Regions from separate parts of the Homo sapiens genome. Here region 1 is linked to region 2. The links are chromatin loops, found by intact Hi-C in ENCODE. Cell type or tissue: mammary epithelial cell. All regions are shown on one strand. Links, peaks and the distances in the headings refer to the core of each region. The heading gives the core; the rest is flanking DNA.

Region 1 (5,380 bases), core at 166-5,165, 68 kb after region 2:
TAACTCCTTGCTTAAAGATAAATTAGGATGTGTCCAGCCTTATTTTAATCCCTTTGCCCTAAATAACCAGGAAATCTTACTTCTCTACCAAGAACAAATAATGATCCACTAGGTGAGATGAGTGCGGAGAACCCTCCAAAACTCAGTTGTAGAGTTCTGATTACATCAGGAGTACAAGCAAGAGGAGGGACGCTTTGACCCACTGAAGATAAGTAAAAATATGACAGAAACACTTACCCTCATGTCTCCATTCATAGTTTTTGGTGTGTGATTAAACGCATGTGCAGGATCCTTGTTGTACACTTTGAGGAGTGATCTGTCTTGAATGTTCCTGGAATCAAAAACATCGATAACTATGGCAGATGAAAGAAGCCTGACTTTGGCCATTTCCTTAGCCTGCCCTTAAAGATCAGGTAAAAAACATGAACAGACAATCCAAAGGCTATCTACAGTACGCCAGTCAAAAGCTATGTGACCATAAAATAGGCAATTATAAATACGGAAAAGAAGAAGAAAAATGACTTCAGCTTTTCTCTCCTTTTCTTGTTCCCCAAGAAAGTATTATTCCTCCAGTATAGTTCCCCACCCATAAATGTTGGGTGGCACGAACTTTCTTTCAAGATTCCGAGTATGGAAACTAAGGCTTTAAAAAAAAAAATAAAGTTCCAATATTTACAATACATTCAAAGAGATTTGGTTGATATTTAAATATTTAATTGTTTACTTTTCCCAAACACCTGGTTTGCTGCTTATCTAATGAATGTACATGAAAGAAGATTTTTTTCTTTTTCTTTTTTTTTTTTTTTTTTTGCCTTCAAACACTTTCGGCAACTGAAAGAAAAGGTATCTGGAGTCCAGAAAAAAAAAAAAAAACAGTACCAAAAAGATCTAATATCTTTACCATGCCTTTTTTCCTTCCATAGTGGGTTAGAAAATTAGTTTTTCTATATACAAATCGAATTGCTGGATGTGAAGAAATAGCAGCAGATAAATTCTTCTTTTTTCTCTGAACCCGGCTCTTAGAGCCAAGGTGTCATAACGTAGCAAAAGACAGGATCAGAGCCTACCTTAAAATTATCGAAGAGCACATGAATATCTATGAAGTCTCTCTCCCTCCATGTTCAGCTTTCATCAGCAGAAGGGCCACCCAAGGCCCTTTTGGCTCTGTCTACACTGTGATCCCTTCCAATGCCGGCTGGGCTAGCTCAGAGAAATGTGGGCAGGAGGAAGAATTCCTCTCTTCCAGGTGCAGCCTCATTTAGTGGGCTGACCCAATCACTGGGATTACTGGCTTGTGTTTCTGTTTTAACTGAAGTGGAGGATTCTTGGACTAGTCTTCTCTTTCTCCTTTAAATATCCGCCAGTAATTGCTTTGAAGCAATGACTAGCCCAAGCTTGCACGGTTGCTCCAGTAGCTTGTTAGAAGTCGGCTTGAGGGGGAACCAGCAGCCCTGTTATTAAAGGGGGCTGGGTGAATATGAAGGGGAGACTCACAGAGGTAAGGATGTGGGGTTTCACTAAAGGAGCTCCCCATTTGGCCAGAGGAAGGAGTCACAGGCGAGGACGTGAAAAACTAGAAAACCTCACGGGAGCCATGAAAAAGACTAACTGTGATTCTGGAGGTATTTAAAATGCATGAGGTTGGTTTATCATGACTTTAGAAACATATTCATCTGAGATGAACCAACAGTAAAGGCCGGGGTTGCATTTACTGTGGCAACATTTACAACACAATATTCTGACCTGAACTCTCCATAGCATTTCCCTAAGGAAAATATGAGGAGCCTAACACAATGATGAGATAGGCAACTGTTTAGCAAATATGCTCACGCTTCAGAAACACTGAAGGAAGTGCAGTGAAATTTGTCTCTGAACTTAGAAGATTAAAGTCACTGTCTCCAGTTGAAATCTACATGATACTTTTCTTTTGTCTTTTTTTTTTTTTTTTTTTTTTTTTTTGAGACGGAGTCTCACTCTGTCGCCCAGGCTGGAGTGCAGTGGCACCGTCTCGGCTCACTGTGAGTTCCGCTTCCCGGGTTCACAGCATTCTCCTGCCTTAGCCTCCCCAGCAGCTGGGACTACAGGTGCCCGCCACCACGCCCGGCTAATTTTTTGTATTTTCCGTAGAGACGGGTTTTCACTGTGTTAACCAGGATGGTCTCGATCTCCTGACCTCGTGATCCGCCCACCTTGGCCTCCCAAAGTGCTGGGATTACAGGCGTGAGCCACAGCGCCCAGCCTTTTTTTTTTTTGTCTTATATAATGCTGGTGGTGAAAATTTCTTCTACCATTCAAATAAAATATAATCAAGGCATTTAATGCATAAAATCAAGAAATAGAATAATTCTTTGGAAGCGACATGCATGTGCTCACATAGCATAAACATTACTGTCATCACCAAATAAAACATTGTCTACATTTGAACATTTTTAGGTTCTTTTTTTTATTTAAATCAAAGTAACTGAAAAGTAAAATTACAGACAAATTTATAAATCGGTGATCTTTCCACTTAAATATTTTAAATGAGAGTTTTTTAAAAATAACTTTAGGCTATCAAGCTGGGAGCAGTGGGTCACGCTTATAATCCCAGCACTTTGGGAGGCCGAGGTGGGCAGATCACTTGAGGTCAGGAGTTCGAGACAAACCTGGCCAACATGGTGAAACCCCATCTCTACTAAAAATACAAAAATTAGCCTGGCGTGGTGGCGCACACCTGTAGTCCCAGCTACTCGGGAGGCTGAGGCATGAGAATTACTTGAACCCAGGAGGTGGTGGCTGCAGTGAACTGAGATCATGCCACTGCACTCCAACCTGGGCGACCGAGTGAAATTCTGTCTCAAAAAAAAAAAAAGTTAGGCTATCCATACTACAACTTACGGATCAACAAGATCATCATTTTCACAAATATCAACATATTGACTGATGGTTTCATTTATGTTATCAACTAGATTTCCATTAAGGAGAATCATGACCTTTTCTTCTTTTTCCTCCCTCTCATTTCTTTTATTTTGTGACTACTTCTCGACTTTCCCAAACAATGTAAAAAAGAAGGCAAAGTAGCCATACTTTGAAGCTTGAGAAAAGCTCTAGAAAATGGTGACTCATTGTAATATAAAAATCCTTGCACAGGCTGCAAGACAGTGAGGCCCAATTACTCATAATAACCTCATCAGCCTTGAGCTCCATAATCAAGTGTGGCTTCCCTAAGTTGCATGTTTACTTGCTATTACTGTGTCCTTCAATTCCTCTAATTGCAAAGGCAGAAATGTAAGATGATTGTTGTAACTGGCAGCTCCATGTAAAAACAGTATGTGGGATTATATTACTACAAACATTGTCTTTAAATATAATGTGATTATTTCATGTTTCAAGTTTACGCTTTGTGAATGCAAAAAATTTCTTTTGGTGACAGCTTGATTAATAATTTAGTTTAAAAACAAACATGAATTTTTGGGTACCCATGAATATTTAAACACATTTTTAAAAAGCTGTAAGGTTGTGAAACAGATGTAGTATCTATACCTTGAGGCATGTGTCAAACTTTGAAAGTTCTAAATTACTCATACACCTGGGCACATGCCTAAATATGTCATTTGTGATCATTGGTAGATACAGATCAGTTTACATTTATTATGCACTAGAGGCATATTTTTTAAAAGTGGTACCCATTAATTCCATGATGAAGAAACAGGGCAACTTGCTATTCCCCCCAGGGTGTGGACTCAGAAACCCCAAGTTCTGCCTCCAGTGATTTGGTGAGGGAACATTCGAAGAAATCAAAAAGTTCTTGACCAAGAAGTGTGAACAGCCATATTTGGGGCAGAGCTTGGTACTTAGCTGGCTGTGTGCTTTTGAATAAGTCCCTCAAATTTTATGCGTCTGAGTTTCTGGTTCCATAAAATGAAATGGCTGGATTAGTCACTAAATAATCTGTGGAGTTCTAAAATGTTTAGAGACCATACTAGCAACTGATTGCTTGTGTTGATCTAAGTCCTGTTTTCCAGGTTGTTTGGTTGGAACAGATCAAATGAGTTCTTTCTACTGTATACATGACACCAAAATGACAATAAAGATGCTTTTGAGCCAGGTGTGGTGGCCCACGCCTATAATCCCAACCATTTGGGAGTCCGAGACTAGAGGATTGCTTGCCTCAGGAGTTTCAGACCAGCCTGGGTAACATAGGGAGATTCTGTCTCTACAAAAGATTAAAAATTAGCCAGATATGGTGGCATGTGCCGGTAGTGCCAGCTACTCGGAAGGCAGAGGTGGGAGGATCATTTGAGCCCAGAAGGTCGAGGCTGCACTGAGACATGATCATGCCACTGAGGTCCAGCCTGGGTGACAGAGCAAGACCCTGTCTTCAAAAAAAGAGAGATGAGGCCAGGCATGGTGGCTCACACCTGTAATCCTAGCACTTTGGGAGGCCGAGGCAGGTAGATGACCTGAGGTCAGGAGTTTGAGACCAGCCTGACCCACGTGGTAAAACCCCGTACCTACTAAAAATAGAAAAAAATTAGCTGGGCCTGGTGGTGGGCGCCTGTAATCCCAGCTACTTGGGAGGCTGAGGCAGGAGAATCGCTTGAACCCAGGAGGCGGAGGTTACAGTAAACGGAGATCGCACCATTGTACTCCAGCCTGGGCGAAAGAGCAAGACTGTCTCATAAAAAAAAAAAAAAAAAAAAAAAAAAAAAGAGAGAGAGAGAGAGAGGGAGAGAGAGATGCTTTTGTTTCTAACTGACTCTCAATCCCATCAATAGCAGGAGTCCATTTAGCTTAATTTTGGAGGATATTCAACTGGGGGCCCTGGGGAAAGGCCACCTGGAAAGTAAGATCTTTGGGTAAAGGACAACTCTTTAAGAAATGAATGGAAAGTGAAGATGCTTCTCAGTCTCTTTTCTTATGGAAAATAATACAGAGCCCACTGCTTTTATTCTAACTTGTTATGTGTAAATAACGACCCAGTGGGATCATTACCTAAAATGTCCACAGGGTCTTTCTATGGAGGAAAGAACACTTGAGGGGGAATTGGGAAAGTTCCAATATGAATGAAGTACTGCCTACAACTCTTAAGACCTCGATCAGGTCTCTCCGCTACCTTTTTGGGCCTTAGTTTCCCTAACCCTTAGATAAAATGGTGGACTGAATCATTTCTAATGTTCTTTTCAGATGTAGCATTCAAAAATCTGTGGCGGAGAAATTTGTCCTCGTTTTTATAAGCTATACCCTGTAAATGAATTGTAGAAAACCAGATAGTGAAATCATCTGACTGGGTGAAATAAGCCCAACCAATCAGGATAATGAATCTGCTTTCTTCACTAGGATATAAAGAAATTAGAATTTGGTATAAACTCTATGAAAGGGATATGATGGACCAAACAAA
Region 2 (5,380 bases), core at 196-5,195:
TCACACTGTACATGCTTGGCTTAATATTTAATAACAGACCCATTTATTGATGTACTTCTTTCTCTGCAGAGCTTTCTTGTGTTTGGTTCTCCAGTCCACCAGTTCTAGCTGTTTCAGCTCTCTCTAAACTTTGGTCTTATCTCCTCAACTCACTGTCAGTGCCATGCTTGGGTTTTTCCTTCCTGCACCAAGATCTGAAAAGTGCCTCCAGACAGAAAGCTGGGTCAACTGTAGGTTTTTTCCCCCCATTCTCCTAAGGATTACGGTCCTGTGTTGTTTAATTTCTGAAAACATTTGTTTCATACATTTGCTTATTTTTCAGTTTTCTAGTTGCCCACAGTGGGAGGGCAAGTAGAGTTGCAGTTATTCCTCATAGCTAGAAAGATAATTTATTGAAAATGCTTTGCCATTTTTATAAGCACTCTTGTAAAATAAGAGACAGAAATAATGCTCTTGTCCATTAAAATTTTAATTGGACCAAATAAGTTATCCAAATCACTTCATGGAGAAACTAGCAAATGCCTAAACCTAATTCCCCCAACCTGAAAATGGACCTATATCTCACATACTCAATTTTGATTTCTTAGGTAAAATCTAAGACTATCAGTCTTGCCAACAATGGATAATGTAATTGGACTGATTTTGCTGTCTAGCAGTGACATGGAACAGTGGTTATACCACAAATCAGAAAGATTCAGGAGGAAAGCCAGACCTCAGAACGACTCCTGATCCCACCTGGATCTGTTCCTGCAGGCTTCAGGGAACAAGACAAGGGATGCCTGGTCACAGCTATATAACCCATGTTATTGGGGTGCTGTCTCCCCATCTTAGAAAGCTTCTTGTTGTCTGAAGATCTGACTAGACCTTGGCACATTGTAAGCAGCCTAATCGTCAAGCCCTGTACTAGTTCCGTTTATTATTTCTGCTTGGCAGGGGACACGGGTCTGTTGCACATGGGAAACTCCAATATGCTGTTCTCAGGGATCCGCATTCCCGTGACCATTGTTATGCATGTCAGAAGATAAATGAGACCCTGGCACATTTCCACGAGGCGCCATCTCATAAAAAGACACATTAAGGAAATTGTATTGAATTGTATCATTTCAAATACATAGGGCTCTATGCACTACTGTGTTTATTTTTTATGTTGATATTTTACCTCCTCCTTCTCTTGGGAAGGGACAGTAAATTCTCAGGAGTCCTACAAATGTAATGAACAACCCAATTTTTTATTTATCAGGAAGCAGAATAAAGAGATTGGGGATGAAAGAAGTAGGAGGTCGCCATCCTCTCTTTATGCCAAGCCTATCTGGCCTCCACAGAACCTGTACCATCTCTTCCAGAAGCTTCTCTCTCTCTCCTCAGCCACCCACAAGGAGGGGAAGAAGTGCAGTCACTTCTGTAGATATGGGATGACTTTGGTAAAATCCAAGTACTGTGGCATTTTGGGAAAAAGATGTTCATTATTTAGAAAAAGTGGGCTTTTTTTCAAAATGATATCAGGAAAGGTAACAGGCAAACATAATCATCATTGGAGGAGAACATCTGTTAGGCACAAAACCTTGACAAAACCCTTTCCCATTGTTGCTAGCTAATTACAGACCCAACCGTTATTTGGGAATGGGAATATCACACTATAAAGGTTCCATATAGCTCTCATACCAAATGTAGCTAGCAGAGAACATACTAGATTAGCCACTGGGAATGAGGTGCATTGTTTGAAGTCAAGGCTTTAAGTCATTGGTAATAGCTGGCTATCTCAACATTTCCAGGAGGTGTCTTCATGGACTAAGCATTCATATTACCTGTAGCCAAGAGGTAAAAACAGTAGTTTTTACCCTGGAATGTTCTAGAGTCACCAGTGCCTAGCCTCCAGTCCGTGCCAGTGAAGTCAGACTCTGGCCATCGTGCCTGAGCACTGGTATTTTTGCTAAGGGTTTCAAATAATTCTAATGAGTAGCCAGGATTGAGAACCACTCTTAGACCGATAACTCCTGTGAAATTGGAGAGCAGAAGATAACATGAACAAGCTTTTAGTGGTTTCCTTGATCTTCTGCTTAGGTTCCCCTTGTCCCATTGAAATCTACCCACCCCATTGTGTCTGCAACAAATTTCTATTCCTGAGAATAATCCATCAGTTTTGAAAATGAAATGCTCAAATAGGATATGCTCTACAGTCTAGGATTTTCCAATGATTTAATTATCTAATTACTGGAGCTGGCTGCCAAGCACAAATGGTTTTATTCAGTTTCACTATTTTATAACACAGTTCAAAGAATATTTGAATTTCTAATTCAATTTTTGTTCTTTTGAGACTAGTCTAGTGTTTCGTATATCTCTAATGATAGCTCCATTATTGGACTTAGAGCCACTGTGCGGCTGCAGTTCATTTTTGGTATATAATACCGCACATGTTGAAGGAGAATTGGTGCCGAGATAGCTTAATTATTCTAAGCTGTTTTTGTCTTAAGTAGACTCCCTCGATTGAAAAGACAGAAGTTTGATGGGGAGGAAAGCTGAATGGGACCCAGGGAATACAAATGCAGAGGTAGAAACAGTAACAGCCAGGTTAGGAAACACCATGCTTATTTTTCCCTGCGAGTCTGCGCTTTAGAACTGCCCAACTTCCCAGGCTCAAAAGCACATTTGCTCACTGTTCTTTATTCCCAGAAAGCCAGAAAAGTTGAGTAGTTCTGGAGCAATAAAGAAACTTGTGTGGTTAACACAGCATTCCTAGACCTTGACCAAAGACCTTCTTTGTTTAAGAAAACTGCTCTTTTTCACAAAGCTGCACAGTTCAAGGGTTGCAAGGCGAGACAAGTGTGAGAGATCCCTCCCAGCCGGCCAGAGGACCAAACTACGCCAGCCACTGATGGGGTGACGCTGTAGCTACAGACATCAAGAGAGCCTTGGTATCAAATTCACCTCTAACGCCTGTGAAATTCCCAGGGGAAGTGCGGCATTTATGCTAAAGCAATTCCATCCCTGTCCCCAAACCAACAAATGCTCACTTTTGAGAGCAGTTAGGTACTTCCATACAAATGATATGTATGTTTTTCTTAAAGGGCGCAATGAGGAGGTAACAATTTCGAAATGGCCAGCAGATGGTGCCAAAAGGCAGGAGCAGTGAAGGGAAGGGCTTGACCTCCAGGAGCCCCAGGTAAGAACGAACTTGGGAGCCGATAGGCCCCCTCTGAACTGCAATTGTGTCCTTTGGCCTGCAGAGTACTCAGTAATTAGTTTTCAATTACTTTCCAACATTTTTAAATGGCGGTAATTCATATAAAACCTGTGTCTCCAGATTTGCTTGAAATATTGAAACATCTAGAAACACTGGATACTTATTCTATCAGGTTAAGAGCCAGTTGGAACTGAGTGGCTACTATCCTTTAAAGGGGCCAATTTACTGTGGTCTCTCCTCCATTTCACTTGCTGTTACTGCCCGGACACTGAAGACATGTGACTTTGTCACCCCCTGACACAACCCAGCCCAACCCGTACACTTCATTTCATTGCAATGTGTCTTTAAAATTGCAAAGCGAGAGGAAGCTAATGCAAAGGATGGGGCCATCACAGACGATGAGATTCACTAGGAGATTTAAATGAATTTGCATCAGATGTTCAAGGTATCTGGGATGTTGCCTAAGAGACAGAGTAGCCTTTGGAGATCAGAGCCCTCACTCTTCTAGCAACCGTCATGATCCATGCTGGGGCCTTGGGGCAGGTCTCTCAAACCAGCTGCCTTTCTGTGTGTTTTCTGGTAGGCAGAGGGCAAGGGGAAATTGTTTTCTTAGCTTTCATTAGGTGGTTAAACAACTTAGGGCTTGTGCTGTCGCTGTGCTGAAGAAGCAGAACCGATTGGAAGCCTTTTTCCTATTAGAGGAAAGGGCTCAGGAGGTTGCATCCCCATGGCTGCTCCAGGATCCTGGATACATTTATCTTGTTTTTTTTGAGACATAGTCTTGGTCTATTGCCCAGGCTGGAGTGCAATGGTGCTATCCTGGCTCATGCAACCTCTGCCTTCCACATTCAAGTGATTCTCAAGTCTCAGCCTCCCTAGTAGCTGGGACTAGAGGCACACCCCACCATGCCTGGCTAATTTTTTTTCAGTATAAATGGGGTTTCACCACATTGGCCAGGCTGGTCTTGAAGTCCTGACCTCGTCATCCACCTGCCTCGTCCTCCCAAAGTGCTGGGATTACAGGCATGAGCCATGACACCTGGCCCTATCTTCTAGCACTATTTGGATTATGAGCTTCTGGAAGTCAGGGAGGATATCTGTATAGAGCCTAGGCCAGCACTGTATCCTCAACGACCAACCTACCAGCCAGGGCAGGGAGGTGGGAGAAGGTGCACAGAGCAAATATGTGGTCTCATGCAGAGATGCACATCTCTACCTCCTTATTACCCAGGAGACAGCTTATTCTGCTTTGGCAGATTTACGGGATTTGTTGACCAAGATTCGTGACCTGAAGGGTCACTTATCCTGATTCCCGTAGAGTTTATATATTCCTTAACAATGGAAAAGAGCAAGGAACGGATGGATCACAGTATCTGAATGAAATGCAGATGTTTTTCGTAACAAATCACCATGATGGCTTTTTTTCCTTATGAATTCATCTTCTATTCTAAACTCATAGTTCTAAATACATCACAGATCCTTGCAAAAAAAATGAAAAAAAAAAAAAAAAAAAAAGCTTGGCTGACTATCCACCTTTGTCCCCGTTCAGTGTGGAGGAGGATGGAGCCTCCAAGCTGTCAGAAGTCAGCCTTCACTGGCTGTCGGCATGCTCCCCGTGGCCCCTCTCCTTTCGGCTCTTCTCCAAAAACAAATGCCCTAGAGTCTCTTCCTGCGTAAAAGTACGCACAGCTTAAAGAAGTGGTTGTAGGCCAGACGCGGTGGCTCAAGACTGTAATCCCAGCACTTTGGGAGGCCGAGGCAGGTGGATCACGAGGTCAGGAGATCGAGACCATCCTGGCTAACACGGTGAAACCCCGTCTCTACTAAAACATAGAAAAAATTAGCCGGGCGTGGTGGCGGGCGCCTGTAGTTCCAGCTACTCGGGAGGCTGAGGCAGGAGAATGGCGTGAACCCGGGAGACGGAGCTTGCAGTGAGCCGAGATCGCGCCACTGCACTCCAGCCTGGGGGACAAAGCGAGACTACGTCTCAAAAAAAAAAAAAAAAAAAAAAAAAAAAAAAAAAAAAGAAGTGGTTATAGATTGACTATAGTTGCAGTGGAAGGCTCTAGACTTGGATTGTGTGTGTGAGAGAGGAAGCCATGCTGTTTCTATGGTTCTACATTCTCTAGGTCTTCACGGAGCCCCTAGGAAAAGGAAGGTAGGAAGAGCTCAGGGCAACCGAGACAGAGGCCGCCGTGC

What was found. A loop is a pair of places that touch in the nucleus more often than their neighbours do. Peaks named below come from ENCODE experiments on the same cell type or tissue, not always from the same donor. Only the 100,000 strongest peaks of a DNase experiment are listed, where the experiment ranks them.
Region 1: it touches region 2 in a loop (3-fold over the local background); 7 of 110 quality-filtered maps call a loop at or near these places.

What each region holds. Positions count from the first base shown.
Region 1 is chr10:24,433,337-24,438,716 of GRCh38, reverse strand. KIAA1217 reads right to left here. Exons shown (of 21, transcript NM_019590.5): 5 at 238-331. All of the region lies in intron 1 of LOC124902395 (a long non-coding RNA gene), which reads left to right. Among named protein-coding and RNA genes, the nearest start is that of MIR603, 160 kb to the right of the region's middle. RefSeq lists enhancers at 4,596-5,272, 5,110-5,380. In mammary epithelial cell, for the core only: no CTCF peak of the experiment used is centred there; a DNase peak (open chromatin) is centred at 3,156; H3K27ac peaks cover 648 bases.
Region 2 is chr10:24,501,557-24,506,936 of GRCh38, reverse strand. The region is part of intron 9 of KIAA1217; the gene reads right to left. Among named protein-coding and RNA genes, the nearest start is that of ARHGAP21, 220 kb to the left of the region's middle. RefSeq lists an enhancer at 4,985-5,380. In mammary epithelial cell, for the core only: a CTCF peak has its summit at 3,101 (motif pointing right); a DNase peak (open chromatin) is centred at 3,096.